Regions from separate parts of the Homo sapiens genome. Here regions 1 and 2 are each linked to region 3. A link is an interaction called in ENCODE POLR2A ChIA-PET data of the cell type or tissue named here. Cell type or tissue: Panc1. All regions are shown on one strand. Each heading gives the region's core, and the rest is flanking DNA. Links, peaks and the distances in the headings are about the cores only. Region 1 has its middle 100 kb from the start of LINC02595. Region 2 has its middle 17 kb from the start of LINC01186. Region 3 has its middle 25 kb from the start of MIR222HG.

Region 1 (10,606 bases), core at 3,797-7,796, 160 kb before region 3:
AGAGTTGAGAGATGGATAGATTTATCACAAAGTAGTAGATCAGGGTCCTTCCTTTTATTTTTACAGGTTTCAAATAGATATAATGCACTGAATTCAAATCAAAGCTTCATATTCCCCCCACATCACTGATGTATTAATATTTCTGTTTATCTTATTAGCATTTACAGCCTGTTAATCTTTTTTGTGGGTTGCATTAGCAAACAGATCCATGTCAAAATCAAAATGAACCGTGGCTTCCCATCTCACTCAGAGTAAAAGCATGTAAGGCCTTATACCATCTCTACCCCTTTCCACCAAAACAAAGTTTGCACACACGCACACACACACAACACAACTCTTTCCCTTCAACTCTCTCCCTCTCTTACTTCTGCTATTACTAGGTACATTGCCTAATCTGCTGTTCCTTGAACTTGCCAGGCATAATCCTGCCTCAGGGCCTTTGCACTAACTGTTCCCTCTGCCTAGAACACTCTTCTTCCAGATATCTAAATGGATCACTTCTTCAAATTTTTGCTGAAATGTCACCTCAATGAGGTCAACTCATCAAAGTTAAAGCTCCCCTCCCCGCCCCACATACACAATTCCTACTCTCTTCCCTGCTGAATTTATCTCTATAGCATGCATCATCATCTAATAAACTATTTTTCTCCCCTGACTGCAATGTAAGCTGCACGAAGGCAGGAATTTTTGTCTATTTTGTTTACTGCCATGTCCCTAGCATAGAGAACATACCTGACCAAAAAAAAAGGTACTCATTAAATATCTGTTGAATGAATAAACAGATAGGAAAAGAAAAGGAAAAAATAAAAGAAGAAAAGAGAAGAAAAAAAAACACTTCAGAAGATATTCCAGATTCAAGAAGATACAGCCAAATAGTGGTCAACACACCAGTTTTCTTCCTGCTCTCATTTTTGCTTCCTCTGATGGGCTAGGTAAGGAAGATAAGAATAAATAAGACATTTGTAAGAGCACTTAAAAATTCCAAAGGGCTATTTTTTTTTTTTTTTGAAATGGAGTCTCACTTTGTCGCCCAGGAGAGCAGTGGCACAATCTCGGCTCACCGCAGCCTCTGCATCCCAGGTTCAAGCCATTCTCCTGCCTCAGCCTCCTGAGTAGCTGGGATTACAGGTGCACAACATCATGTCCGGCTAATTTTTGTATTTTTAGTAGAGACGGGGTTTCATCATGTTGGCCAGGCTGGTCTCGAACTCCTGACCCTAAGTGATCTGCCCTCCTCGTTCTCCCAAAGTGCTGGGATTACAGGCATGAGCCACTGCACCCAGCCCAAAGTCCTTTTATATACAATTTCTGGTTTGATCAAAATGTTGGACTACATTCCTGGAGACGAGGTCTACTGGTAGAATGTGACAATTTTATGGTTGCATTTTAGTTCTCATTTAAACGAACTAAATTCCTGCAAGAAACAGCCCATTTACTTATCAGAGAGCCAAGACCTTCCACTTATTTTGTTTTAAGGAATGTGTGTTCCTCACTGTTTTCTATTTAGTCCTGCCTTTATGCCTTTACTCGTGCTGTTCCTGTCATAAGAAAGGCTTTCCCTGTCTATCTATCTAAATGCTATGCATTCTTCACGGTCCATGTTGACAGGGTGGAAGAGGAGCAACATAGTAGTATGCATTAATAAATAAATTCTATTATTCTTCAATTACAAATTTCACCTGCATAACCTGCTTCTTGTAATGTGAAGAGAACTTTTAAATATAGCATTCACTGGGAGGGAAATGCTTTGTCAGCTGTTTTCCCAATGCCCAGTGGTTTCACCATGAACCATTCCTGGCACATGGTGGGTACTCAATTAATATTTGATACTTGAATAAGCCAATGATTCGGAGTCTCTGTATAGTCAGAATTCAGCTTAATTATGCCTTGAACCATTAAGAAATGAAACTGCATCAGAGCTCATACACTGAGTTAGAAAGCCAGCACAATTCTATGACAAGGCATATTTTCATATTCCCACATCTTCTCAACATACAGCCTCCTAATTGCCTTCTGCGCTACCCCACAGTATGCACATAATGCCATGCAATGGGCTTGCTTTGTGCAGATCCCCTTTATGCGTAACCATGGCAATGCTGTCTACTTCATACTTGAAGTGTCTGGAGGACTATGGCTGTGAATGTTAACTCACTGTATGATGACTTAATGACTTGCTTTGCATGCAGAAGGGCCCAGTACATTTTGGATTTTTTAACCATCATAATCAGAACACTTCCTCTGTTTCTTCTGTGAAGTAAAACACCTATTTACCAAATAGGCTAGAATAAAAATTCTAGACTCCCCAAACTGACATATGAAGACAATGTCTGGCTCTAAAATCTGAGGATAAAAGACTCAGGGATTGTCCTCAGAGCTTCTATTATCATCTGATATCTAGACATTGGCAGTGGAATTCCTGTCACCATTTTGCACAGAAAGAATCACGTTGTGGCAATGCTAAAAGTACAGAGGATACAAATGTAGTGCACCCTGTACATTTTGTCTCTCACAGGTTCTAGCTATGACATGTGGCCAAGTTCTCCATGCAAGAAGGCATATTTCCCTCCAGGGTTTGCATTTATTTTTCATGTGAATATTTGGATGCTTCCAGAATCCCACCCATATGCCACTAATCTGATCAATTTTAAGCCAACTCTTCCTTTACTGTTAATTGGAAATAGAAAGTATGGTGAAATACTGAATAAGGCAAGCCATCTTTTAAAACATACACACACACACACACACACACACACACAAACACACACACATTTCCATATTCTGACAAACTATACAAGATTTTGAAATCAAACCCACATCTCGCTTTTGATCTGTTCATAATTATGTCATTATGTAAACACTTTGTGAGAAATTCATAGATAGTTTATGTTAAAAGTAACTCAAATTTCAATTGCATTTTAATTAGTTTCTTTATAAACCTATTGCAGGTAAATTTTCATAAAAGTTTTTATAATTTCCTTTAGGAAGAATATACAGAATGTGGAAGTAGTCTAAAACTCAGATCAAGAACAAAACTGGTATGTTTTAGATTAACTTTAAAAAGTAATAAAAGAAGTCCAAGTTAGGGAAAGTTGACACATTATTCTAAACTTATAGCATCTTCAAAGAAAGGTGAAATACAATTTGGTTCATTGTTGTGTCAGTCTTAATTTTTACTTGGAATATAGCTTATGTGTTGCAATTCAGCACCATATAGAATCTAAATTCTTCACGGCAGAATTTCTTTTTTTAACTATATAACTTACCTTCTTTAAAACATTGTGTATATTTATGATTCTTTGTATATATGGTTCTAGAAATGGTGATTCATACTTTAAAATTTTTCTTAATTTTGTTTCTTATTCAGTGAGAACATTTAAAAGAATAATAATATGGCTTATCGTGTTTGGCTTCTAAAATAAAGATTTTCACTGACAAAGACATTCTAGCCCACAGCTGGGTTACCAAAACAAACAAATAAGAAGCACAAATAGGTAACTTATTCACTGCTTTAAAAAAAATGATTTTCCATTATAAGATGAAATGTCAAAAAATAATGAGGGGATAACATCAGTGAAAATGCTGGAGTAAGGAACTCTGAAATTTTGCTCCTCCATAAAAGCAATGTGAAAACTAACCAAAATTGTTAAAATCAACTTGTTCAGTACTCTGGAAACTAACCAACGGCTTTAGCCACATGGGAAGTGTTTAGTCAAGAAAAACAGCTGCATCTCAATAAAAACAGTAAGCTTTATGGCATTTACACTTACACTAGTCCTGTCCTCTGTTTCCATGCTCCACACCACCATGAAAAATAACAGACTGCCTTCCCAGTACTAGAGAAAGTAGAGCAGAGCTAGAGATCTTTCAAAGCTTCACTCAGAAATAGGAGTCACCACCAAATGGCTCCTTGGAAGATACAACTTGAAAGGCTTGTCATTATTAGAGCTCACTGAAACTCTCCTAATGCTAAACATTTCTACCCAGATGGTGGAGGGGCATTTCTCAAATGTTTTAACATCACAGTTGCCTGAAGTGATGGATAGCAGTTAAGGCAAACAATAAACCAGCCAGAAAGCTTAAGAGAAAAAGCTGAGGAATGAGATGCTTGTAGGGGTTTTGAAAAGTTTCAACATATTCTTGGGAATCTAAAAGGTCACAAATGTGTGTAGGGCTTTTCAGAAGCTCAGGAGAGACTTACAATGACTGTAATCGTTCATCTCTGACTGAACATAAGGCTCTGCACAAGCAGGAAGTGAAGGCTGAAACAGAGTTGTAAACTGATTGGTAGAGTGTTGAAGGCATGCCCCAACACACACATACGGGGCCCCTATGACTGGAAGACTTGAAGACTTTTTGGTTCTAGGCATTTAAGAAAAATGCTGTTTAATCATTATCTGACCACTAAGCCAAGTAAGTGGAGACTTTAGTGGCCACAAATGCAAAGATAAAGAATTTACAACATTACTTCATAAAAAGTAATTAAACAGCTACTTAAAGCAGCAACAAGAAACCCTGGGAGGGTAAGGGACTGATTTTCAGAGTTCTCGCATTGTATTCTTTGAAATGTCCAGTTTTCAACAAAAGAATTAGAAGATGTGCAAAGAAACAAGGAAGTATGGCCCACACACAGGAAAATAAGCAACCAATAGAAGCTGTCACTGAGGAAATCCAGACATTGGACTTACCAGGTAGACTTCAAAATGGCTATTTTAAATATTTTCAAAGAGCCAAAGGAAAACATGCCTGAAGAACTAAAGGAAAATATGAGAAAGTTGTCTCACCAAATAGAAAATAAAAAGAGACAGGAATAATAAAAAGAAACCAAATAGAAATTCTGGAGCTTAAAAATTACAATAACTGACAGGAAATAATCACTAGGGGAACTAATAGCAGATCTGAGCAGGCAGAAGAAACAATCAAAGAACATAAAGTGCGATTACATTATCCTTAGCAAACTAATGCAGAAACAGAAAACCAAATACTGTGTGTTCTCACTTATAAGTGGAAACTGAATGATGAGAACACATGGACACATGGGGAGAACACCACAAAACGGGGCCTGTTGGAGGGTGGGGAATGGGGGTAGGGAGAGCATCAGGAAGAATAGCTAATGGATGCTGGGCTTAATACCTGGGTGATGGGCTGATCTGTGCATCAAACCACCATGGCACACGTTTCCCTATGTAACAAACCAGCGCATCCTGCACATGTACCCCAGAACTTAAAATAAAAGTTGGGAATTAAAAAAAAGAAAGAGAGAGATCAATGAAAATTATCCATTCTGAGGTATAGTGATAAAAAAAAAGAATGAAGAAAAATGAGCAGAGTCTCAGAGACCTGCTCTATGATGTGGGATATCATGAAGCATACCAATATATGCATAATGGGAGGGCCAGGAGGAAAGAAGAAAGAGAAAGAAATAGAAACATATTTGAATAAATAATGGCCCCAAGCTTTTCAAAATGGTTTTAAAACATTAATCTGTGCATCCAAGAAGCCAACAAACTTCAAGTAGAATAAGCTCAAAGAGACCCACACCTACAAACATTATAATTAAACTATTGAAAGCCAGAGAAAAGAGAGAACCTTGAAAGGAGCAAGAGAGCAACCACTCATCACATACAAGTGATCCTCAATAAGATGAACTCATCAGAAACCACAGAGGCCACAAAACATATTCAAAGCACTGAAAGAAAAATTATAAACCAAAATTCCTATTTGTAGCAAAACCATAATTAAAAAAACGTAGGAGTAATTAAGACAGTCCCAGATAAATAAAAACTGAGAGTTTGCCACTAGCAAACCTGCACTAAAGAAATATTGGCCAGGCACGTGGCTCACTCTTGTAATCCCAGCACTTTGGGTGGCTGAGGTGGGAGGATCGCTTAAGCTCAGGAGTTAGAGACCAGCTTGGGCAACAGAGTGAGACCTCGTCTCAAAAAAACAAAAACAAAAAAAAAAAAAAAAAAAAGAAAGAAAAAAAAAAGAAGAAGAAGAAAGAAGAAGAAATGCTAAAGGAACTTCTGAAAGGACACTAGACAATACCTAGGATTTACACCTAACTTACTTGAGGAAATAAAGACCCTGTCACTCCAAACAGGCAGCTCCACTAGGTAGTATGTTCTCTGGGCAGCCACCAGGGGCCCGACCACCCCTGACAGGACTCCTAGGCTAGGCTTCACTTCTCAGGTGCTCCAAGCCCTTCTAATAGTACTTTGGTGGTTGACTTGGAGTCATCTTTCAAGGCTTGCTTTGTATCTCTGGTGAGTCAGGACTATATCAATGGCACTGATCAGGAAGAAATTCAAACTGGTGTTAATCAGTGTATCCAGAAGTTTCCGGATACTGCAAGAGAGACAATGTTTGCTTTGTTTTGTTTTTCCTAAAAAAAGATTGCAATTATCTGTCCAGAAACCAGAGCAAGTTATCAAAGAGGATATCTCAGAACTATGGAATGAATTACAACATTAAGATGCACTGGTCCAGAAGCATTTGACAAAGCTGAGGCATTGGCAGCAGGTGCTAAAGGACATCAACATGCAGAACAAAAGCCAGCCGACATCCCTCAGGGCTCCTTGGCCTACCTTGAGCAGGCATCTGCCAATATCCCTCCACCTCTGAAGCCAACCTGAGCAAAGGGCAAAGGCTGTCAGCCTGAGAGAGGGCTGGTGTGCAAGCTTTGCCACACATTCCTTCTTGTGGACTTGGCATTTGGGAAGAAGTCTTTGCCAGAGAAGGTGTTGATTTTAGTTTTCTGCTCCCACCAAAAATTTTTCCACTATTGTTACAAGCTGTTAATTTCTTGAGTACTCTATAAAATGTCTATAGCTTGGGTAAACCAAGTAAATTCTTTTTTCGTCTAGCAAAGTTTAGAGTGTTAGTATGATGATACCGACTCTTTTTTATGGTTGTTGTGCTTGTTTTTAAATTTTTGTATGACTTATCATCTTTTCATGTGTGTTTCCCATTGTTTGTTTGATCTGAGGGAAAAATTATAATAGCCTGAGAATCAGAGGAAGAGGATTTTTGTTGTAGGCCTCTTATGATAGTTACCCTTCAGTGGTAATGTAGAAAAATATGTAAATTTGCTCTGTTTCAAGACTTCAAACTACCTCAAGAAGAGGAATCTAATGCAACAATATTTGTAATGCTTCCAGAGCTCTCAAAATGAGGATTTTTTGTAAATAGGTCAGAAAAAGATTAAAATATCCTGGGTTAGTGTAGTAGTATTACAGTAGGAACCTTAGGTTGATGCTGACTTTTATTTGGCATAAGTTTATATTTTGTGTGCTGTTTATTTACTTTTTTGACAGGGAGGGATGTAGTGGGAGCTGTGATATGCTAAATGTTGTTATGTTCTGCAGCAATGAATTAGTTTAAGTAATGAGGCAGACCCTGTTTTCAGCAGTGTGACAATTGGGGCATAGGTGAGCTATGAGGGGCTGAAGCTTGCTCTGATCATCTCTTTCTGTTTTGAGTTTTGTTTGCTTGTATAATTTTTGTTTTACATTACGGGAGGTGAGACATTTTTCCATTAAGGAAGATTGTTGCTAATGGATTTCTTGATTAAAAACCTAAATAAACTGATTAAGTTTTAGGCATTCTTTCAAAGGGGTTCTCGGTGCAGAGATTGGGGACGATTCTATTTGGTGCTTAGTGAAAACATTTTGAATTAATGTATTGCCAATTCTTTATTAAATTCAAAAGCTTTTTTGTCAAATAAATAGCAAGTTTTCAAAAAAAAGAAAGAACACTAGTTAAGATAATTACATAGTTAAATATAAAAGACAGTATAAACATATTCTTTGTCATAACTTTTTTTCCCATATATGATTCAAAAGACAACTCACAATGCAATACATATAAATGTAAGCTGATGGGCACACAATGTATGAAGATGTAATTTGTGACAAAAACAACATAAGGGAGGGGGGAATGATACTATTTAGGAGCAAAGTTTTGTATACTATTGAAATTAAAGTTGATCTTAATCTGAACTAGATTATTATGAATTAAGATATTATTGATAACACCCAGGGTAACAACTAAAAATTGCTCAAAAATATATAGGAAAAGAAATGACAAGTGAATTAAAATGATACTGTATGTCTCTATTTAACACAAAAGAAGATAGTAATGGAGAAACTGAGGAATACAAAAAACACAAGACATTGAAAACAAATAGCAAAATTATAGACATAATCCTATTTTGTTATTCATTACATTAGAAAAAATATATTACATTTTCCAATTAAAAGACATAAATTGGCAGAACTGGTTTTTAAAACATCATCCAACTATATGCTGCATACAAAAGATATACTTTAAAGATACAAAAAGGTTGAAAATAAAAGGATAGAACAAAAGATTCCGTGTAAATAGTAAGCAAAAAAGAGCTGGAATGGCCATGCTAATATCAGACAAAATAGATTTTAAGGCAAAATTGTTACTAGAGAAAAAGGAGGACATAGTATAATGGCAAAAGGATCAATTCAAGATATAGCAATTATAAACTTATATGCTGAATTTTGAGGGTTCTAACAACAGAGCCCTCAAATTACAGAAGTAAAAACTGACAGAATTGAAGGGAGAAGGTGGCAAATCAACATTAATAGTTGGAGACTCCAACACTCTACTTTTAATGATTGATAGAACAACTAGACAGAAGATTAGCAGAAAAAATGGAAAACTTAACAACACTACAAACCAACTAGACCTGACAGACACCATAGAACATTCTACCCCACAATGGCAGAATATATATTCCTCTGAAGTGCACATGGAATGTTTTCCAGGATAGATCGTATATTAGGCTGTAAAACAAGGGTTAATGTGTTTAAAATGTTGTAATCATACAAAGTATGTTTTCTGACCATAATGGAATGAAATTAGAAAGCAATAACAAGAAAAGATGGGAAATTAACAAATATGAGGAAATTAAACAAAAATAATCTTTAATAACCAATGGGTCAAGAACAAAACACAAGGAAAATTAGAAAATACAGTGATATGAATTAAAATCAAAACATGGAAAAAAAACTCATGGGCAGCAAATATGTGTTCAGAGGAAAATTTATAGCTGTAAACACTTACACTAAAAAAGAAGAAATATCTCAAATCAACAACGTAAACGTCTGCCTTAAGAAGTTTGCTGAGAGTTTCTGTATACGTGGATGTAGGATTTTGTCAAAAGCTTTTTCTGAATTTGTTGATATAATCATACAACTTTTCTTCTTTAGCCAGTTAATGTGATAGACTACATTACTTTTCAAGCATTTAACCAGCCTTGCTATTTAGAGTTAATCCTAGTTGGTTGTAGTTAACATTATGTCTTAAGTACCCTTTTCAACTGGATATAGCTAGTCCTTTTATAGATCAGTGGTTCTCAAAATGTAGTCTTCAGACTGGCAGAATCAGCATCACATGGGAATTTGTTAGATATGCAAATTCTTGGGCCCTAGTCTAAACTTATGGAATTAACAACTCTGGGGGTGGGGTGCAGCAATCTGTTTTAAGAAGCCCTCCAGGTGATTCTGATGAACACTAAGGTCTAAGAACCACTGGCATAGATGGAGTGAGATAAGCAGCACAGGCAAATTCTACTATCTCTTTCCTACTTGACTTTGAACTCTAGTATCTGTTTCCAAAGACCACTGTAGAGCCCAGTGGTTTTCAATCCTGGATGCACATTGAAATCTTGTAGAGAAGGCTCCAGGGACTCTGATTTAATTGTTCCAGAGTATAGCCCTTCCTCATTAGCACTTTAACAAAGGTTAGTTTTTCAGATTAGGTGAGGACTCTTTGAACCACAGTTCAAATGAACTGCTTAAAAGGTCTGAGATGGAGCCCAGCTATCTGTTTGAAGCATCCCAGACCACATTTTGTGGAAAACTACTCTAGAGCAATGATTTTAAACTTTTTGACCGTAACTATTAGGAAGAAATATGCATTAAATGCATGGTGACTTAGCAGACACATACTTGTATGCATGCATGTATGTGTGTATATATATGTATGTGTATGCCTACATATATATACACATATACAAAACCCTCCTGAAATCATATTTATCTTTACTGCATACTATATACTTTGGTATATTCTATTATATTTCATATTTTAATGATTGAATGTTGACTTTGTAACCCAGTAAAGAGTTACATTGACTACTTTGAAAACAGCTGTACAAGATTTACCCAAAATATTCAAATCCATCTATGTGATGTAAGTGACACCATTCTAACAGGATGGGGGCTCATAAAATTCAATGGGTAGGAGAGGGAAAGAATGGTAGTGATCTTTCATGGGTGGTCAAAGGCCGAGTAAATGTTCATTGAAAGAGAGGGCAGACTTGGGAAATGGCTCCCCCAACTCAAAGGGAAATTATTGTGAGGAAACACCCCTAAGAGGCCATATTTTTGCAATTTTCTAAGGGGAAAACCCTGTATTTGCTTTTTAGGGTCTTTTCACTGCTAAATTTCAGATGTTCAGAGTAATAGAGAAGTTATGAGTCTGAGTAGCTCAGGCTTTATGATGACCAAACCCTAACTTAAAAATGTAAAATGAGCAGTGGCTTATTTTTATGAATACCATTTTATTGCCACTC
Region 2 (10,606 bases), core at 3,763-7,762, 550 kb before region 3:
GAACTGTGGAAGCACATAACATGTTTGGTTTCACAGGTTCACAGCTGGCAGGAATTTGCCTTAGGATGAATCCTATCTTGAATATCATCCATATCTGATTTAGATAATATTTGGATGAGACTTTGGACTTAGATTTTAAAGTTGATACTGAAATGAGTTAAGACTTTTGGGTTTATTGGAATGGAATGAATATATTTCACATGTGAGAAGGTCATGAATTTTGGGGGACCAGGGACAGAATGCAATATACTGAATGTTTGTGTACCCCCAAAAGTCATATGTTGAAATCCTAATCCCTAAGGTGATGGTATTTGGAGATTGGGGCCTTTGGGAGGTGATTAGGTCATGAGGGTGGGGCCCTCATGATTGGATTAGTGCCCTCATAAAAGAGATCCCGGAGACTTCTTTTGCCCCTTCTGCTCTGTGAGGATACAGTGAAAAGATGGCCATCTGTGAATCAGGAAATGGGCCCTCACTGGGTACCATATCTGCTGGTGCCTTGATCTTGGACTTCCCAGCCTTCAGAACCATGAGAAATAAATTTCTCTTGTTTATAAGCCCCCTAGTCTATGGTATTCTGTTATAGCAGCAAAAATGAACTAAGACAGGGATGTAAGTCAGTGCAATTGCTGGGTTGTATGGTAAGCCATGTTTAGTTTTCTAAGAAAGTTTTACACTCTTTTCCAGAGTGGCTGTACCATTTTCCCATTACCACTAGCAATTTATAAGTGATTCCATTTCTCTACATCTTTGCAAGCATTTGGTATTTTCACTTTTTTTTTTTTTTTTGAGATGGAGTTTCACTTTTGTTGCCCAGGCTGGAGTGCAATGGCGCAATTTTTTGGCTCACTGCAACCTCTGCCTCCCAGGTTCAAGCGATTCTTCTGCCTCAGCCTCCCAAGTAGCTGGGATTACAGGCATGTGCCACCATGCCTGGCTAATTTTGTATTATTTTTAGTAGAGACGGGGTTTCACCATGTTGGCCAGGATGGTTTTGAACCCCCGACCTCAGGTGATCCACTCGCCTCGGCCTCCCAAAGTTCTGGGATTAGAGGGGTGAGCCACCGTGCCCAGCTCACTATTTTTTATTGTAGTCATTCTGATAGGTGTGTACTGCTATTTCATTGTAGTTTAAATTTGCATTTTCCTGATGGCTGATGATATTTAACATATTTTCATGCATTTATTTGCCATTTGAATATCCTCTTTGGTGAAATGTCTGTTGAGGTCTTTTGCCTATTTTCTTATGGATTTTTTTTTAACTTTGGGTTTTTGAGGGTTCTTTATATATTCTAGATATTATTCCTTTGTCAGCTATGTAGTTTGCAAATATTTTCTCCCAGTCTGTTGCTTGTTTTTCCATGTTTTCAACAGGGTCTTTCACAGATCAAAGTTTTAAATTTTGATGAGGTCTGATTTATCAGTTTTCCTGGATCATGCTTTTGGGGTCAAATCTAAGAACTCTTTGCCTAGTCCTAGATCATGACAATTTTCTCCTATAATGTTTTTCTCTAAAAGTTTTATAGTTTTACATTTTATATTTATGTCTGTGATCCATTTTGAGTTAATTTTTTACTTGAGGTATGAGATTTAGTAAAGGTTTTTGTTTTGTTTTTTAACCTATGGATGTCCAATTTCCCCAGCACCATTTGTTGAAAAGGCTGTCCTTCCTTCATTGAATTTCTTTTGCATCTTTGTCAAAAATCAGTTGAGCATATTTATGTGAGTCTAGAGAACCCAGGTTCTCTACTCTGTTTCCTTTATCTATGTGTCTATTCCACCACCAATACCATACTGTTTTGATTACTGTAGACATATAGTAGGTCTTAATGTTGGGGAGAATGATCCCTCCCACTTTATTCTTCTTTTTCAATATTGTTTTAGCTATTTTAGGGCTTATGCCTTTTCAAATAAATTTTAGAATAAGCTTGTCTGTGTCTACAAAAAACCTTGTTGGCTTTTGATAGGAATTGCATTAAGCCTATACAGTAATTTGGGGGAAAACTCACAACTTTACCTTGTTGGGTATTCTAATCAATGAACACTGATTCTCCATTTGTTTATTCTTTTACTTCTTCCATCAGTATGTAATTTTCACCATATAGATCTTGTGCATGCTTTCTTAAGTTTATAAGTAAGTATTTCATTTTCTTTGTGGAGAATGCAATGGTATTGTTTTGAAAGTTGGTTTCTACATGTTTATTGTAGTATATAGAAATATGATTAATTTTGTGTGTTGATTTTTGTATCCTGCTACCTTGCTGAACTCACTTATTATTTCTAGGAGTTTCTGGTAGATTTCTTGGAATTTTCTATATACATAATTGTGTCATTTGCAAATAGAGGTAGTTTCATTTCTTCCTTTCCAATCTATATACCTTTTATGGTGGCTAAAACTTCTTGCACTATGTTGAATAAATGCTGAGAGTGGACATTCTTGCTTTGTTCCAAGACTTAGGAAGAAAACATTTAGTCTTGTACCATAAAGTATGATGTTGAAGCCAGATGAGGTGGCTCATGCCTGTAATCCCAGCATTTTGAGAGTCTGAGGCAGACAGATCCCTTGAGCTCAGGAGTTCGAGACCAGCCTGGGCGACATGGTGAAACCCTGTCTCTACAAAAATATGAAAATTAGCTGGGTGTGGTGGCACACACCTACAGTCCCAGCTACTCAGGGGGCTGAGGCAGAAGGATCACTTGACACTGGGAGGTCAAGCCTGTAGTGAGCCAAGATTGCACCACTGTATTCCAGCATGGGCAACAGAGTGAGAACTTGTTTCAAAAAAAAAGTATGATGTTAGCTGTGGGTTTTTTGTAGATGTTCATCAAGTTGAGGTGGTTCCTATTTATTCCTGAGAGTTTTTATCATGACTAGGTGTTGGATTTTCTCAAATGCTTTTTCTATGTCAATTAATATGATTGTATGATTCTCCTTCCTTAGCCTGTTGATAGGGTCTATTACAATGATTTATTTTCAAATGTTTAACCAGCCTTGCATACCTAAAATAAATCCCATTTGGTCTTGATGTATAATTCTTTTTATAGTATATTCCTGGATTTGTCAATATTTTATTGAGGATTTTTTTTGTTTATGAGAGGTATTCTGTAGTTTTTTTGTTCTTTCTTTTCTTTGGTACTGTCTTTGTATGGTTATTGGTATCTGGGTAGTATTAGTCTCATAAAATGAGTTGGCAAGTGTTCCCACCTCTGCTGTTTTTTGGAAGATATTGTGTAAAATTGGTATTAATTCTTTTTAAAATGTTTGATAGAATTTTCCAGTGAAATCATTCAGGAGCCCTTTAATTACAAAATCATTTTTCACCCAGTGGTTATAGAACTATTCAGGTTGTCTATTTTATTGTGATTGAGTATGGTAGTTTGTGGATTTTGAGAAATTGTTCCACTCCTAAGTTTTTGAATTTGTGAACACACAGTTGCTCATAGTATTCCTTTATATTCCTTTAATGGCTGCAGGATCTGTAGTGATATCCTATGCTTTATTTTTGAGATTGGTAATTTGTGTCTTCTCTCTTTTTTATCTTTGCCAGGCTTGCTAAAGTTTTATTGATTTCACTGATTTTTAAAACAATTTAGTTTTGCTTCATTGATTTTCTATATTGTGTTCCTGTTTTTAATATCACTGATTTCTGCTTTTTACTATTTCCCTTCCTCTTCTTTTTAGTTTATTTTGCTCTTCTCTTTCTAGTTTCTTGTTTTTACTTATTCTGATGTTCTTCTTTCCTTTTTGAAGTTCCACACCTTCTTCTGTTATCATTTCCACTTTTTTTTTAGAAAGTCTCTTTTAGCAATTCTTTAAGGATAGATTTGCTAGCAACAAATTCTTAGTTTTCCTTATTCCAAGAATATCTTTACTTCTTCTTTATTACTGAACAAAATTTTTGCTTGATATAGAATTTGCAATTGACAGGTCTTTTCTTCCAATACTTGAAAAATGTGTTATTTCCTTCTGGTCTTCATGGTTTCACATGAGAAATACCCTGTGATTCAAATTGGTGTTCCACCATAAATAATGCATTTATTTCTTTTTGGATTTCATGGTTCCTTTTCTTTCTGTTTTGTGTCTTTCATTTTCAGAACTTTTCAGAAGTTATGTGTCTTGGCATGTTTTTCTTTAGATTTATCCTGTTTGGGATTCACTCCACTTCTTGAATCAATCTCTAAGCTTCTGTCTCTCACCAAATTTGGAAAGTGTTCAGCCATTATTCTTCAAGTACTTTTTCAATCCTACAAACATTTTATCAGCCCTCTGTCTCTTCTTTTTAGTATTCCATGAGACAAATGTTATCTATTTTATCATCTCACCAGTTCCTGAGATTGTTCATTTTTTTCAGTCCATTTTTTTTCCTTTGAAAATGCAAAGTATTTATTAATTTAAAAATCTTCTCATAACAGGGATCCTAGCTTGTAGTAAAGGCTACATTGTCTATATTTCATTCTTTAGGGCGAAGTCTGCCTAAGCTATTTCAAACAAATACATGTTAACAATGTTAACATACAATACATGTTAAAGTACTAGTTACCAACCCCTTTACCAATCCATTTTACTATTTAACAACCTTAATTGCAAGGCAGTTTCCCTTAAATACACTGAATTGCATCAGACATGAGATATAATGACAGGGACATTTATTTTGATTCAGATACCAACTCTGTCACCTGCTGAGCCCTGCCTGGGCCTCTTTATCCTCATCTGTAATATGAAAATGTGAGGAATGCCTATTATTTTCAGTCTATTTTTTCTCTTGCTCAGATTGGGAAAATTCTATTGATGTGTCCTTGAATTCACTGATTTTATCCTCTGTCAAATCCACTCTTTTGGTTATTGTGTTTTTCAGTTCTATAATCTCCCTTTGGTTCTTTTTAAATAACTTCTATTTCTTTGCTGAGATTTTCTATATTTTTTCACTTGTTTGAAGATAATTTGTAATTATCTGTTGAAGCGTTTTATGATGGCTGATTTTAAATCTTTGTCAGATAATTCCATCATCAGATTCATCTCCTCGTTGGTGTCTGTTGATTATCTTTTCTCATTCATGTGATTTTCCTGGTTCTTGATATGATGAGTGACTTTTGACTATATCCTGAACATTTGGATATTATATTATTAGACTATGGATTCTACTAATTCTTCTTTTTCTTTTTTTAACAGGTTGTCCCCTGGTTGAGGTACAGCATGAAGGCTGAGTGGGTGTGTATGTTCAGCTGCTCTCTGGTGCCCAATGATACTACTCTGGCAAAAGTAGGCACTGACTCCTGTTGCCTTGTTGTAGATGTGTGGGGTAGAAATTCAGTTCCCACACTGGCCCCATCAACACCTTCCCAGTGAAAATGGGGCACTGACGTTTGCCACCACACTGCCTCCTAATGGGAATGTAAGCCTGCATCCTTATTGGTTCCCATTGACACTAGTGAGGGTGCGGGGAAGCCAAGGGTTGACTCACTCTGCTTTTTTGTTACAGTGGAGGCAGTAGCTCAGCTTTGTGCTGAGCCCTGCAGACACCAAGGGAGTGAAAAGGAAAAGTGGAATGCCAACAAACCCCACCACTCACCACCTCCTTCTGTCCCATCAATGCCTGGTGTGGAAGGGTTCATCTCCCAACTGGGCCCCACTAATACTAGGGGTGGGAGAAAGCAAAGACTGTACTAAACCCACCTCATGTCACCTCATTCTGCCTTGTTAATGTCGGGTAGATTCGGAGGCTCAGCTCCCTACTGAGCCCGGCTGACATTAGTGGCGGGGGGATAGTGGACAGTGGAGTGCTGATTAGATCTGACTGGCATTGCCTTGTTCAGTCCTATTTATGCCATGTGGGGCTGGATACTTAGCTCCCTGCTGCTGGGCTCTGCTAACACTTGGGATGGGGGGTGATCAGGGTATGAACTATATCTTTCTGCCTCTTTAAGTCTCATTGCTACCTGGTGAGGATGGAGGCTCAGTTTGCTGTTGGACCCCACTGACACTACACTGTGGGGCAATCAGCAAACTGCCTGCTTTTGTTTGGCAGGGAGTAGAAGGTCAGCTTTCTGCTCAGCTTTACCAGTACCTCTGCATGGGAATCAGAGCACCAGCTGCTTTTGCCTGGTGGGCATTGGAAGATCCCACAGCAGGGAAGGGTACAGATTTTCTACTGGTGTTTGGTTGGAGTAGGGCAGGTATTGCCAAAAAAGTTTTCTGTTGTTATGCCTGACAGCTAGAGCTATCAGGCTTTTCATGGAGTTGTTTTTTTTTTTTTTTTTTTTTAATCTGTACTTGGCAGTTCTGGGTTGGAGAGTTGGAGGCTTCTGCACAGTGCCCTCTCTGGGATGTAAGGGAGGTGATAAGGAAACCCAGGAAATTCACTGTTGTGTTGTTCCTCAGTCTAACTAAGGTCCCTAAGAATTCTGCTTTCTCCTTTCAACCTTTCAGAGTCTTCCTATTCTTGTTTGCTGTGTTATGCACAGGGTTTCTTAGGAGAAGACCCTGGGAGGAAGGGGACATTCCATCTTCATCAGATGCAGAAGTTCCCTGTTTTTCTTTTTAACATGAGAGCAGGAAAAGCTTTTCAGACTATGTCTCAAAATTCAGAATCAATAAATAAAAGATTAATGAATTTACTTACATTAAAAACACATAATCATAATAAAATATAAAATGGTAAACATAGAGGAACTATTTTATATATATATCAGACAAAAGATTAATCTCCCTAATAAATAAAGCGATCTTAATAATTAAGAAGAAAAAGACTAAAACCTTGATAGAAAAAAAAACCAAAAGGCACAGAGAGTTCACAGAGAAATGCAAATGAACATTTGAAAAGTGCTCATTATTACTCACAAAAATAGAAATGCCAATTAAAACTGTATTGTTACCATTTTACACAAATCAGACTGGCCAAAACTCCAAAGTTTTACAAAACACACTGTTGACAGACAGACCTGTGGAGAAATAAGCACTTTTATACATTGCTGGTGAAAGTGTAACATGGTACAAGTCCCAAGGAGGTGAATTTGGCAATATGTAATAAAATTACATTTGCCCCTTGACCTAGCAATCCCACATCTAGAAATTTACCCTGAAGGCATGCTTCCATAATTATGAAATAATACATGTACAAGATTATTTTTCTGGCATTATTTTTAATAGTAAAGACTAGAAGCATCTGACATATCCACCAATAAAGGACTTATTGAATAAACTAAGCTATCATCTCATAATGAAGTACTAGACAGGTGTACAACAAGAATGACAAGGTGTCTATGTTCTGATATGAAGGTTATTTTTTTAAAAACAAGGTGCAGAACATGTATATAGTGTTTTATCTTTTCTATGTGAAAGGAGGAAAATAATATCATGTGTATTTGCTAAAATTTTTCCCCAAAAATTACTGGAAGAATAACCAGAAACTAATGGAAATGGTTACCTACAGAGGGCTTGGAGGGGGGCTGAGGAGGAGAGGATAAGAATTGAAAAGAGATTTCTGAGTATGCCTGTTAATATAATTTTGACTTAATATATAAATGTTTAACATCCAAAAAACAAAATTAAAAAAGAAGACAAACCAGTCTATAACTGAAAACAATCAAATGGACCTAAATGTATATCAAAGATAATGGAATCATACAGAGGCAAGAATTATTTCAAATAATTTGTGAATACAGTACACAGACTGTACCAAAGTAAAAAAGAAGTCAAAAGAAATCTTGAATATCACTTGGTAGTTTTACTTTGAGTAGTAACACTGGTATTAAAATTTTGAAATCTTTATATGTGTATGTATGTATGTATTACAGATAAAGCGAATTTGAATGAAAAATATCTATGTCTACCTACATCAATCTATCTATCCACACACACATTTCCAAGACTGACAACGTAATTGGCACAAAATAAAAATATGTGGTCACTTATTCAAAAAGCATTAATAAATGCTCTAAATAATAATGCCCTTAAAGGTATTAAAATATAAAGTTTTTCCCTTCCATAGCCTCTTACTCTCTCAACTTGTAATGGTGTTTTTATTGCTATTTAGTGTTGTTCTGAAGAATATTACAAATTTAAATTTTTTGCATTAATTTTACCTTTTATCTTTATATTGTGCAATATTTGTTTTTAAAGCAAATGTAAGAACCTTTAAGTCCTATGTGGAATAACTGAAATTTCACAATCTATATTTTGTGACTTGTCCCAGAGACTGCCTGGAGCTGGCCAGAAGAGACTAACACAAACCAGATTCAGGAAGGTTGGAAGGAGGAAGAAAGGGTCTCTCTAGGCACAGGATACAGCAAGTCCTGAGATAACATTGTTTCATTCAATGTTGTTTCCTTATAATGTTTGAAACTGTCCCCACAGTGTCGATAAGAATTTCATGGCAGGTTCTGGACAGAAATATAGTTATAATTAAGCATTAATCACACTGCACTTTGGTCCACTTCCTTGTTCCTAAAAGTCAGGTAACACTAGATAGTGACCATTTGCATTTCCACTGGCTTTCTGACATTGACTGTTTAAGAATTGATTTGTATCCCCATTGTTCCTATAGACAGGATCTCTGACATTGGAATCATAAGGCTTTTGTTTAAGGATCACTTAAGATGTTTTTCTGGCACCAAATTCCAACAACTAGTTTGAAGACCCCCGCAGAGAAAGAGGATCAACATGAAAATACAGCTTCTTCATCTCCCTGCCCCATCACTTCCCCCGCTCGTTTCACAAATCAAGGATCTCCACCCTTCAGCCCACTCCAAAACCCTTAAAAACACTAAACACAAATTCCTCAGGGAGACGGATTTGAGATTTTCTCTCATCTCCTTGTTCATTGACCCTACAATTAAACCTCTTTCTCTACTGCAACCTGGTGTCTCAGCATATTGACTTGCTGTGTGCATGAGGCAATGAACCTATTACAGATACATGTCAATGAGAAAAAGAATAGATTCTGGGCAGGGGCTATTGTCTCTGTGGAATTTGCACATTCTCCTCATGTGTGTGGGTTTTCTCCAGGGACTCTGGTTTTCTCTCACATTGCAAAACTGTGCACCTTTAGTCAACTGGCATGTCTACATGGTCCCAGTGTGAGCGAGTGTGGGTATATGTGTGGGTGAGCCCTGCCATGGGATGACATCCTGTCCAGAGCACATACCCACCTGATGCCTCAAACTGCTGGGATGGGCTCCAGCCACCTATGACCCTGCATTGGAATAAGCAAGTTGAAAAATGAATGAAAGAATGAATACAAATGATTGTCAAATAAAAATTCAAAAAGTCTACAATAATCATACAAATGCATGACAATACAAGACACAGCACAAAAGCACTCAGTGAGCCCACTATATTTGTGACTGGTTTTGAACTGTGTGGTGGTGGGAGGAAGTGCTTCTGAAACTGCCTTTGCAAAGATTATGACTGCAAGAGAAGTCTAACATGGCTGAGTCCATCTTGCTTCTAGCCTCACAAGCTGGTTGTCTTTACTCATTCCTGGATGTAGGCCAAGCTAACCATGGGAGGACTTCATTTATAGTTTAACTTTGAAGAAAGGATGATAATAGTCCCTCCCTAAAACTGATCACCTCCTTGTTCAAGGGCTGAAACTGCCTTTGTAAGACTCATTAAAGGCCTTAAGATTAGGATTCTGCAAAGGGCCTGAATTCTGCTAAAACGTAGGCATAATTTCTTTTCTTTTTTTTTTTCTTTTTTTTTGAGAGGGAGTCTTGCTCTGTGGCCCAGGCTGGAGTGCAATGGCACGATCTCGGCTCACTGCAACCTCCGCCTCCCGGGTTCAAGCGATTCTCCTGTCTCAGCCTCCTGAGTAGCTGGGATTACAGGCACCTGCCACCAAGCCCGGCTAATTTTTGTATTTTCAGTAGAGATGGGGTTTCCATGTTGGGCAGGCTGGTCTTGAATGCCTGACCTCGTGATCCACCCACCTCAGCCTCCCCAAGTGCTGGGATTACAGGCGTGAGCCATCGCACCTGGCCTAAATGTAAGCATAATTTCTATAATCCCTTACTGCTCAGGAGTTATGTGGCCCGAGGTCACAAGATTTGTGACTTCTCCAATTGCTCCTGTAGATAACATCACTATTGTAGAACCTAACACTGGTCTATTGAGATGTTTTTCAGACTTTCAAATAACAGCAAATGGCTGACCCCATCGGGATTTGTGACTCATGACTCAACTGGCCTGGTGGCCCCCAAACCAAAGGTGGACTCAGTGCATGACGGCTGTTTTCCACACCCTTGTGATTGCATCCCCAATCAATCATCAGCACCTAATCTCTAGTCCCCTGTCCCTCAAACTATCCTTGAAAAACCCTAACCTCCGAGCTTTTGGAAAGACAGATTTGAGTGATAACTCCAGTCATTTCACTCAGAAGCCTTGTGTTAATTAAACTCTTTCTTTACTGCAATACAGTGGTCTCACTGAATTGGTTTTGTTTGTGCAGCAGGCAGAAAGAGCCTGCCAGGTGATTACACTCCTTGCAATGTTCATTATGCAAACATTTATTCTCTGATTTAACCCACCACCACCACAACCAAAGCTGTCACTCAGTGATTCACCAAAAATGGTGGAAATAATTATCTTACTAACTTTTTTCTATCTTTC
Region 3 (10,606 bases), core at 3,397-7,396:
TTAACTTGTGTAGCTGTCTCTCACACACTGGGAGGTAGGAAAAAGGACGACAAATTACAAAGCAATTGAAAAGTGAACCTTATTTTGCCAACTTTTTTTATTATGACAGTAACTGAGTTTTAAAACAAAAGACAAATTAATGAATCAAATATTTTATTCTTTAAAATTGATATCTTAAATACTAGTCAATGTTTTCAAAATATTTGCCACATTTAAGCATCATATATATTTATCTGGTTTTTAAAGTAACAGTTTGGGCTATCTAAGAGTGCTAAATTTTTACTGCCTTAAATATTGCAAAAATATTTCTATTACAAGTTATTTTTTAAAAATAGAAGTGATTTTTGATCCTTAAACAACTTCTTGGTTTTGTTGCACCCCATGTAACATACTGTGTATGGGAGATGAGAATAATGAGAATAATAAATTGGGGAAACAGTCTGAGGCTTATTTTACTGGTTTATGGCTTCATTCCCCAAAATACTGCCTTTTGCACTGTGTGAGTCTTCTGAATATAATGACCACAGTGAACTCTGGTGTACCTGAAAGAAGTGGAAAGGCCTGGAATTTCCACAGAGATGTAACGTTTTCCTTTATCACTGCTCCACACCCACCTTCCCCAAATCAACTCCGATAGATGTGGTGATGCTATATGAAATGCAAGTGCCTCCCAAACTAAGAAGGACGTGAAGGCCTCAACCAACCAACAAAGACACCTTACTCAGAAAGCTCACCATCAGGTTGATGTTGGCGTGAGGGAAGGATGGATGTGCTGTGGCTCCAAGATACCAACAGGTGTTTGAGCTGCAGTCAGCCCGTGAAGTAGCCAAGCTGTCAAGGCTGAGTGCCTTTGGAAGCTGGCAAGTCTCCTTTCTCAGAATGCTCTTCCTGACTGGGAGGTATAAACGTGTTGCTTTTCCATCGATTGTGTAATTGGGCCCTCTCAATTTTTTTTATCAATTCATTTTAATTTTAGGCTTCACCTATATGCATAGGTAAAGTTGTTTGAAAGTGAAAGCAAACATGGAATTACCTGCCTTTAAGGCCACGTAGGGAAGCAGAGAAATTTAGTGTCTTTTTAAGTTTCTCACCTACTATTAGGAACCCTCCTCTCTCTCTCTCCCTCCTTCCCCAGACTCTCCCTGTGTCCCTCTCCCTCTCTCCCTCCTCCCTCTTTCCCTGCTTCTCCTTTTCTCTCCCTGTCACGCTTCTCTCTCTTCTCACTGTCTCTCCCTCCTCTCCCCTTTTTTTCCTTTCCTTACCACTCAGGCAACCCCACTGGGTCATGGGGAGCTTTAGGTGTCCTCCCACCCTGTGCTCTCTTTACTGACAGAAGTAAACTTGCATGTAGCATTTAGACATGCATTTGTGGCTGTTAACTTATTACTCCTTTCGGGTAAAATACTTGAAACTTAATGGATGCCTTGGGAAGGTAATAACTGAGGGCTAAGAACAGATCATTGTAGGCTTGTGAGCGTTCAAGCAAGAGCATTTTGCTAATGCTCAGTTGTTCCCCACACCAGGGCTGACCTTGCCAGTGTCTAATCACATGAGAAGCACGCAAAGTAAATCTTATAAAAACTACTGATTATAAAATGGCCTCCTTTGGAACGCAGCAAGCAAGCATTTTTCAGACCTGTGAATGAAAGGAGACTTTCCAAATGAATCCATTTACACAGTGTACTAGATCATATTACATCTCATGAACCGAACTGTAAGAGCAATGTGAAAACATTCCGAAGGAAATGGGAGAAATAATTTGCCTGTTCAGCTATATACTTCTAAAACTTTCTGTTGACATGTTTATTGGAGATTGGATTTCTAAGAGATCATTTTCACATTAATGTTTAGCAGGATTGATTATTTTTCACAAACCTCCATCTTTGGCAACTTGAGTTTATCATTAAGCATTTTCAGTAACATTCTGGCTCTCTGTATATTTCTCCCCTTACAGCAAGTGGGAAAAGAGTTGTATTGGTTCTTCTTGCAGTTGTCTGTAATTAAAAATGGCTTTGTGCTTTTTAGGACAAAATGGTATAAGTTGGGCATTTTATGCACAGTGTTATATGCCTAAGAAATGGTGTGAGAAAAGGAGGGATCCATGTTTTCCCTATAAATATTGAGAGAAGACATTTCACTTTGCAGAAATTATGTTAGTACAAATTCTCTTATTCCTAATTAATTTTCTTTCATTGACTCTCAACATATGTGCTTTGTTGAACCATTGGCTACAGTAGTAGTTCTTTAGTTTTTAAAGATGAACTTTCATCACTGCAAACCAGGAACACTTCAAGTGCTTATAGAATCAGGCTGTTGAAGCGAGTTAAACTGTTGAACTGTTCCTAGGATTGGTTGTTGTTATGTGCTTTTGAATTCTTGCATTTGTAAGTGAGCAGTTTCCCTATTTATGTAGTCTGCAGTTCTTAGTGCTTAATAAATGTTAATATTCTATAGCTACTTTGGGTTTCTAGAGCATGTGGCATTATCAAGTTTAAAGCCTATGTGAAGAGTTTTTATGGCATTTAATGAATACTAAGGTTTTCTGTGTGTTGGAGTTAATGAAAAATTCATTTTTCTTCATGTACTCTAAATACCTCATGCTTTAAAAATAGACTGGTCTTGGCCGCATTTGGTTTTTGTGACCTTTCCTCCATTATTATTTGAGAATGTTACAAAATAGGGCCTGTGCTGGTACTTTAACTTGATTATACTTTGCATATATCATAAAAATATATGTGATTCTCCCCTCATCAATATTAAATGAAAGCACTTTTTTAAGCCTCGGATTTTCCTTGTCTGTATCATACACTCTTCACTATGAGCTGAGCAGGGGTGTTGAATAGCATATAGCACCAGGCCCATGTGGCCTTCTCACCATCCTCAGTGTGGGCCTTTCAACTCGATACCATGCTCATCTGATGTGATTATCACAAACCCATACTTAGCAAGAGAGTTCCCAGCCTATAAGTAGATTTATTCTATCTTAAGCCTTGGCTTATATGAGAGAGGTTTTGTGGCATCTGGGAGATGGAGTCATGGAAATTTGATTAAAAAGAAAAAAGGGGGGAATATTGTTTGGTCTGTCCTGTTTTGAGGTGAACAAGGTCTCTAGGAACTTTTTCTTAAAGGCTGTGTGAATCTGTGTTATTTTAGAAACCCTATTTCCTCTTACCCTTCTCACGAACCACGTACTCAAAGATACCGCATATTTGACAATGAAATACCTGGCCCAGAGGAAAGTAACAATGATTTATATTTTCAGAAGAGAAGTGTAGTATTTTGGAGTTAGCTAGATCTATCCCTCCCCGCTTTTTTTTAAACAGATGGAGAAACTGAGTCCTGAAGGATTATAACATCCTTGAAATTATACAAAGAACTGAAGTAGCATCTGGCTTGTCTAGGAGGTCAAGATGAGAAAGACTTCTCCTTGATTGGCTCCCTCTTAAAGAGAAATGCTTTTGCTCAGCATTGCAACTATTGACCTTCTGATTACATCACTCATGATTTTTTAAAAAATGTTAAAACTTACATTGAAAAAATACATATGCCACTTTTAAAATGGAGGCTTTCAGCAGCATTTCGATCTATCCATATGTTATGGTTTGGGCCAAATTAACCAGCCAATTTCAGATCTGTTTTTTTTTTTGGAAAGCTTAGGTATATATTCACTTGAACTTTCTGTCAAATCACAGCTTGAAGAAGCTATCTCCAAACTGCTTTTCATGTACTGGTTAAATTAAGGATGCTTCTCTCAGGCAGAGCTCATGTTCTCCTAATTTGGGCTGGCCATCCTTTCACTGGTGCTCCTCATGCTGTGCCTCCTTCTTATCTGCCTCTGAAGCATCACGCTGCCTGTGACCTTTCTGGTGCCCCTCTGTCTTCAAGTACCTGGGCTCCTGGAGGGCCTGGGTCAGGGCCTGAGTGCTCAGGAGCAGGCGGGAAACCACACCAGAGAGCCCCTCTCTTCCTGCCCACGCCTGGAGAGTCAAGGTCAGCAAATTACCTGGCTAGAAAGCTCCCCTGGGGTCTCTGATCACAGCCAGGGCAGAGAATTCTTGCTATAATGATTGAAGGACTCATCTCTTTGCGGAGAAACTCAGAAAATAACATGGATGATACTAACCTTTACTCAGGGCTCATGTGTGAGGTCGAAGGAGAAGATAAGAGGTTTCCCCGTATTCTTTCATGTGTGTTTATTTGTTAAATATCTGTCTGTTGTGTGCCAGGCTCTGAAACAGTTATTACACACTTCATCTGTACTGCAACACTGTGAGGAAGAGATGATTGGCCTTATTTTAGAAATGAGGCCATAGATACTTAAGAGAGCATTCAAGTCATTTGCCCAAAATCACATTGTAAATGATAGAGAGGATATGCGTTACCTTCCCTTTTCTGATTTCACCAAGCCTATACCAAGAAAAAACATACAGCAAAATGGATGTTGAGTTTGAGATTTCCTTTCTTATTCGTATATCAGTATAAATAACAAATTTGTTTTTCAAGGCATATTTTTCATTTTGCAGAATTTTGGTGTAATAATGACATTGGAAAAATATTTCTGAGGTTCCACTTTATACCAGATCCTGTCTAGGTGCTGGGGATACAGCAGTGAGCATATGCAAAAGTAAGTTATTTTTATCAGGTTCTGAGATAAAACTAGAAAGAAGCTGTATCTGTGCATATTTCATTATGTTCTTTCTTTAATAGCAAGGCATGGAAACATAGAGCCCAAGATTAATTGCTGTTATTTTTCCATTGACTCACAGAATTACTGAACTAACAGGGTACTTTTGAGGTTACTTAGCCAGCTTCTGAGGGTCTGGAGGGAATGCCAACCTAAACCATTCTAGTATTCATCATTTTCAAGGAGGGAGATTCCATGAAGCCTTTGTGGAAGCTGCTGCTTTGGACCCTTGCAGCCTGCTGTGATGATGATAAATTATTTCTGCCCCATCAGAGCTGGATGGAATAAATGTGGTTTTTAAGTTGAATACATGAAAAGCATTTTTAATATCCTAAATTCTATACTTTTATCCAAAATAAGCACCTTTAGAGGTTATGAAATGAGAAGCAGAGTCCCAGGCAGGTGGTCACACACCTGTTTGGTACTGGTGTGTCCGGAATCCTACCCACTGTGATGACAGTGCCTGATAGTTTCTTCTGCCTTTCTATCCCAAAACGATTGGTCAGTTTACCCAAGTTTGCAATGCAGTTTAGAATCTCCCAGGAACATCTCTTCTAGTAGTTGTCTTAGCCATCTTGTAGTTGATTTGACTTTTTTTTTTTTTTTTTGCTTCCAGAAAGCTCTATGCTTCATATGGACTTGCATACCAATTTTTTGTTCATCTGTTGGTCATGATGGTTAGCAGAGCCTGACCTCCTGTTACAATAGAATGATCGGTTCCTGGGCTACAGACTTGAGTCTGTTTTTTTTGTTTTTTAAACCTTCCCATGTGGCAATTTGCCATATGCAAAACTTAAATGGTAGCCAGTTTCACCTCAAGTTTCAGATTCCATCATTGTGTTTGTCCCTTGAAAGTATAGATTATTCCCCATCATGAGAATGCCAGGTGTAGGGGAAACATCTCCTGAAAGAATAGCTTGTCAAACGCTGATAGAAATTTTTCATTAGAAGTCTCCTCATCTGTGAAATAAGGGCATGGGCAGAGAGATTTATGAGGTTACTTTCAGCTTTATGAGTCTGACTAAATGGGGGAAGAATTGCAGCCATTCAGTTGGGTGCCACGACTTTGTTTCCAAACTCAGGCTGACTCCACTCAGGTCCCCTGCCTTGGGTTGGGAATGGCTGGCTTGTTGTTGTCCTGAGGAGCCCATGCCAGAAACCCAAGTCACCTCCTTTGGGGTATCTGAGGGCAGTGTTTTTCAAACTTTTTCTGTGGAAGCTAAATTTTCTTAAAAGAAATAAAGAGTTAAAAAAATATTCCTTGTCACATGTAGGCAGAGACTGTGTCAGCACTTACCCTGTGCCTGGGTATTTGCTTCTTGTACAATGGAGGAATCCCAGAAGGTAGCCTCCCAGCAGGTGGTTCAGAGGGTAGTTGCTGTAGTTGGAGAGAGAGTGGTGAAGTCCCCATGGCCTTCCCTGGCCAGCTTTACTCTTAGACCTGACCCCTCCTCCACCTACCACCCCTGGCCCCACCTCCAGCCACACAGTTCCCAGCTCATTTCATAGAACTAAACATTTCAAATCCTTTGCCCTGGCCAGGCAATAGGAATTTTGATGGCTGTGCTAACCACTGTGCTGTGTGACAACCCGGGCTCTGAAGCTGGGAACCTGAAATTTAACCCATCAGCATCCTCCTCTCAGCTTCCCCCAACCTTAAGCTCCCCTTACCCATTATCTGATTGTTGCCAAGAAGGTTGGGAACCTGTCTGTGACAATCTGGAAGATCCCAGATCAGGTGGTCTCTTCTGGAATTCAAGGAGATCAAGTAACTGAATCAAACTTGAGAATTCAACAAGAACGTCTTGCAGCTCCAATTCCTGAAAAAGCCACAAACTACTGGAACTCACCTAAGATGAAATTGGCAACCTGAATAGTCCTATAACCATTAATAAAACGGGATTCATACTTAAAAATCTCCTGAAAAAGGGATCTTCAGACCCAGATGGTTTCAGTGGTAAATTCCAACATTTAAGGAAGAAATGACAGTCTCTTCTAGAATAAGAGGGAAAACATTCTAACTTATTTTATAAGGCCAACATTACCCTGATACCAATGGCAGTAACAAAACAAAATAATGATGACAAAACTACAGACCAGTATCCTTTATAAACATAGACAACATAAGTTCATCAAAAAATACTAGTAACATCATCCATCAAATTTATAAACATTCCCTTCTTTTAATGTCTGTGGGATCTGTAGTGATATTCCCTCTTTCATTCCTAATATTAGTTAAGTTGTGTTTCCCTTTTATTTTTTATTAGTTTTGCTGGAGTTTTAACAATTGCACTGATATTTTCAAAGAATCAGCTTTTGGTTTCATTTTTTTCTATTGTTTTTCTGCTTTCAATTTCATTGCTTTCTGCTTTTTCTTTCTTGCTTGCTTTGGCTGTATTTTGCTCTTCATTTTCTAACTTATTTAGGTGGAGGCTTAGATTGTTGATTAGAGACCTTCTTTTCTTCTAATATAAACATTTAATGTTGTAAATTTCTCTGTAAGCACTATTTTAGCTGTATCACACAGATTTTGATATATTGTGGTTTTGTTTTTGTTTTTGTTTTTTTTTTTTTTTGAGACAGAGTCTCACTCTGTCACCCAGGCTGGAGTGTAGTGGTGCAATCTTGGATCTCTGCAACATCTGCTTCCCGGGTTCAAGTGATTCTCCTGCCTCAGCCTCCCGAGTAGCTGGGATTACAGGCACCTGCCACCACGCCCAGATAATTTTTGTATTTTTAGTAGAGACAGCATTTCACTATGTTGGCTAGGCTGGTCTGAAACTCCTGACCTCAAGTGATCTGCCCACCTCAGCCTCCCAAAGTGCTGGGATTACAGGCGTGAGCCACTGCACCCGGCCGATATATTGTATTTGCATTTTGTTCAACTCAATGTATTTTTTTCACTTGAGACTTTCCCTTCACTGAAAAATTATTTAGAAGTGTGTTGTATCATTTCCATGTATTGGGAAATTTTCCTTTTCTTTCTGTTGTTGATTGCTAGTTTAATTTTATCATGGCCAGATGACATACTGTGTATTATTTTAATTCTTTTAAATTTATTAAAGGTTTATTCTTTAGAGTATGGTCTATCTCAGTGAATGTACCTTTTTGGCACCAGGGACTGGTTTCATGGAAGACAATTTTTCCATGGATTGGTATGGGGGTGGGAGGGGTGAGGGGGTGGGGGGATGGTTTCGAGATGAAACTGTTCCACCTCAGATCATCAGGCATTAGATTCTCATAAGGAGTGCACAACCTAGATTCCTCGTGTGTGCAGTTCACAATAGGGTTTCCACTCCTATGAGAATCTAATGCGTCTGTTGATCTGACAAAAGGCAAAGCTCAGGTGGTAATGTTCACTCGCCTGCTGCTCACCTACTGCGGTGCAGCCCGTTCTGGTACTGGTCCATGGCCTGGGGGTTGGGGATCCCTGGGTTAGAGTATTTTATAAATATTAAATTTAATTGATTGATGGTGTTTTCTGTCTATTTCTATATATTACTGAGAGAAGAGTGTTGAAGTTTCCAACGACAACTGTAGATTTACCTGTTTCTCCTTTGTATTCTGTCAGTTTTTGGTTTGTGTATTTTGAAGGTCATTTGTTGGGTAGATACGCATTTAGAATTGTCATGTCCACTTGGCAAATTGATACTTTTATTATTATTATGTGATGTTCTTCTTTGTCCCTGGCAATTGTCTTTGTCTTCAAGTCTGCATTGTCTAAATATAGACACTCTACTTTTCTTTTCAACAGCTTGCATGTTACACCTTTTTTCATCCTTCTGCTCTTAACTTACCTGCCTATATTATATTTCAAGTGAGTTTTGGTTGGACAGCATGTAGTTGGTTCATATTTATTTATTCATTCTCACAGTCTCTGCCTTTAATTCTTGTGTTTAGACCATTTCAGTTTAATGTAATAGTTGATATGTTTGGATTTATGCCTTCTGTTTATTCCATTTTTGTTCCTATTTCTCCTATTCTGTGTTTTTTTTTTTTTTTGAGCTATTTGAATATTTCGTAGTTCTTTTTTTGTGTGTGTGCCTGCTTGAGGGATTGCAATATGTATAGTCAACTAGAATCATTCACAGTCAACTTAGAATCACTTCGAATGGACATTTTATCACTTTAAGTGGACTGTAGAAACCTTACCACCATATAGGTTCCTTTGTCCTCCTGCCTTTTGTTATGATATCTGTATTCCACCTTTATTGAAGGATACATTTGCTGGATATAGAATTCTAGATTACAGTTCTTTTCCTTTAATGCTTTAAAAATATTGTGCCACTTCTTTCTTTCCTCCATGGTTTCTGGTGACAAATCTATAACCATTTGACTTTTTGTGCCCCATACTTAGATAATAGGGCATTTTTCTCTCCCTGCTTTCAGGAATGTTTGTTTCATCTCTGGTTTATAGCGTGGTTTTGGGGGGTTTATCCTACATGAGGTTCACTCTGCTTTTCCAAGAATTTGTACGTATATGTGTCTTGTGAAATTTATGAAGTTTTCAGCCATTATTTTGTCAAATATTTTTCCTGTACTGCACGGCATTCTTTCTCTCTTTCTGGGATTTCTATGACACAAATGGCAGACCTTCTCTTATTGTTCTCTGGTCCCCTGAGGCCCTGTTCATTTTTTACTTTAAATATTTTTTCTCTTTCTTGTGCAGAATGGCTAATTTCTATGTATTCATCTTCAAGTTCGCTGACTCTTATATCCATGATGCCATTGAGCCCATCCCATGAGTTTTTTATTTTGGTTATTTTATTGTTCAGTTCTACAGTTTCCAACAGTTCTTCTTTAGATCTTTTGTCTCTTTGCCCAGACTTTCTCTTCCGTAGGTTTCAAGATTGTTTATGATTGGTTGCTGGAGCATTTTTGTAATAACTTGATTTAAAGTTTTTGTCAGTCCAAATGTCTGTCATCTCAGCCTTGGCACCTGTTGATTGTATTTTTCCATGCTGAGTAATTTTGAATTTATCCAGGGCATTTTGAATATTATGTTATGAAACTCTGCATCTTGTCTAAATCCTATGGAGAATGTCAATATTTTTGTTTTAGCAGGCAGTTGATAATGGTTAGGTTCAGAGAACAAGTTCCAACCACCTTCTATGAGCTGTGGTCCTGTGTTAGCATTTGCAGCACCATTTGGATATATCCTGTGTGTGTGCTCCACAGTGGCCGATCTGGGAGCTAGGTCTTCAGTTCTCAAAGTCATTGGTAGACTGTTAGGATGAGGTCAACAAGTGCAAATCTGAGGAGTGACTTGCACGTGGATAAGCAACTTTATGGGGTCTCTTTCTTGAGCTCCTTCCCCTTTGTGCTCTCTCTAGTTCTTTCCAGTTCTATGGGGCTTCTCTTTTGGGCCATTTAGCTAGAAAGCTTGGGCTTTAGTTACTCTATTTTGCCATGTACTTTCACAACTGTGCCCATGTCCCCAGGGTCAAGCCCCTGGAGGACAGAGACACTAAAAACAGTGGGATTTGGCCCTACTTTCTTGGAATCATGGCACTGTTGAATCTAGAGGAAGGTTTTCCTCCCTCAGAGTTCCCTGTCTTGCAGGCTCCCCTTGCTGCTGGCTGCTGTAGCCACTGCAGGGTTACTTGGGGACTGTGGCCTGAGAGAACAGAGAAAAGGAAAAAACAGGGGATTTTTCCCTGTCGTCTGTCAGCACCTAGGGTCTGCCGACAGTGTGTTGAGACCAGGCTTGGGCACACTGGATGAAAAAAGAAGAGGAAACTGTCAGTTGGGTGGTCTTTCATGTTCTAGTCTTCCTTCTTAATGTGCCTGCTCCTGTTTACTTTTCAGAGTCCTCGTATAGCTGCTCCAAGCATTCTTTCTGAGGTTCGTAGTTGCGGCCCTGGGAAAAACAGGGTGGAGTGTGCTGACTATCTATCCTACGTAGAACTGGAACCTCTGTTT

The links. Peaks named below come from ENCODE experiments on the same cell type or tissue, not always from the same donor. Only the 100,000 strongest peaks of a DNase experiment are listed, where the experiment ranks them.
Region 1: POLR2A ChIA-PET joins it to region 3 with 7 read pairs; 2 of 35 experiments call an interaction of 5 or more read pairs at or near these places.
Region 2: POLR2A ChIA-PET joins it to region 3 with 7 read pairs; 1 of 35 experiments calls an interaction of 5 or more read pairs at or near these places.

What each region holds. Positions count from the first base shown.
Region 1 is chrX:45,947,825-45,958,430 of GRCh38, reverse strand. It overlaps the pseudogene MED28P4. Among named protein-coding and RNA genes, the nearest start is that of LINC02595, 100 kb to the right of the region's middle. In Panc1, for the core only: a CTCF peak has its summit at 6,133; no DNase peak of the experiment used is centred there.
Region 2 is chrX:46,339,663-46,350,268 of GRCh38, reverse strand. No RefSeq gene overlaps it. Among named protein-coding and RNA genes, the nearest start is that of LINC01186, 17 kb to the right of the region's middle. In Panc1, for the core only: no CTCF peak of the experiment used is centred there; no DNase peak of the experiment used is centred there; H3K27ac peaks cover 357 bases.
Region 3 is chrX:45,789,968-45,800,573 of GRCh38, reverse strand. No RefSeq gene overlaps it. Among named protein-coding and RNA genes, the nearest start is that of MIR222HG, 25 kb to the right of the region's middle. In Panc1, for the core only: no CTCF peak of the experiment used is centred there; no DNase peak of the experiment used is centred there; H3K27ac peaks cover 2,211 bases.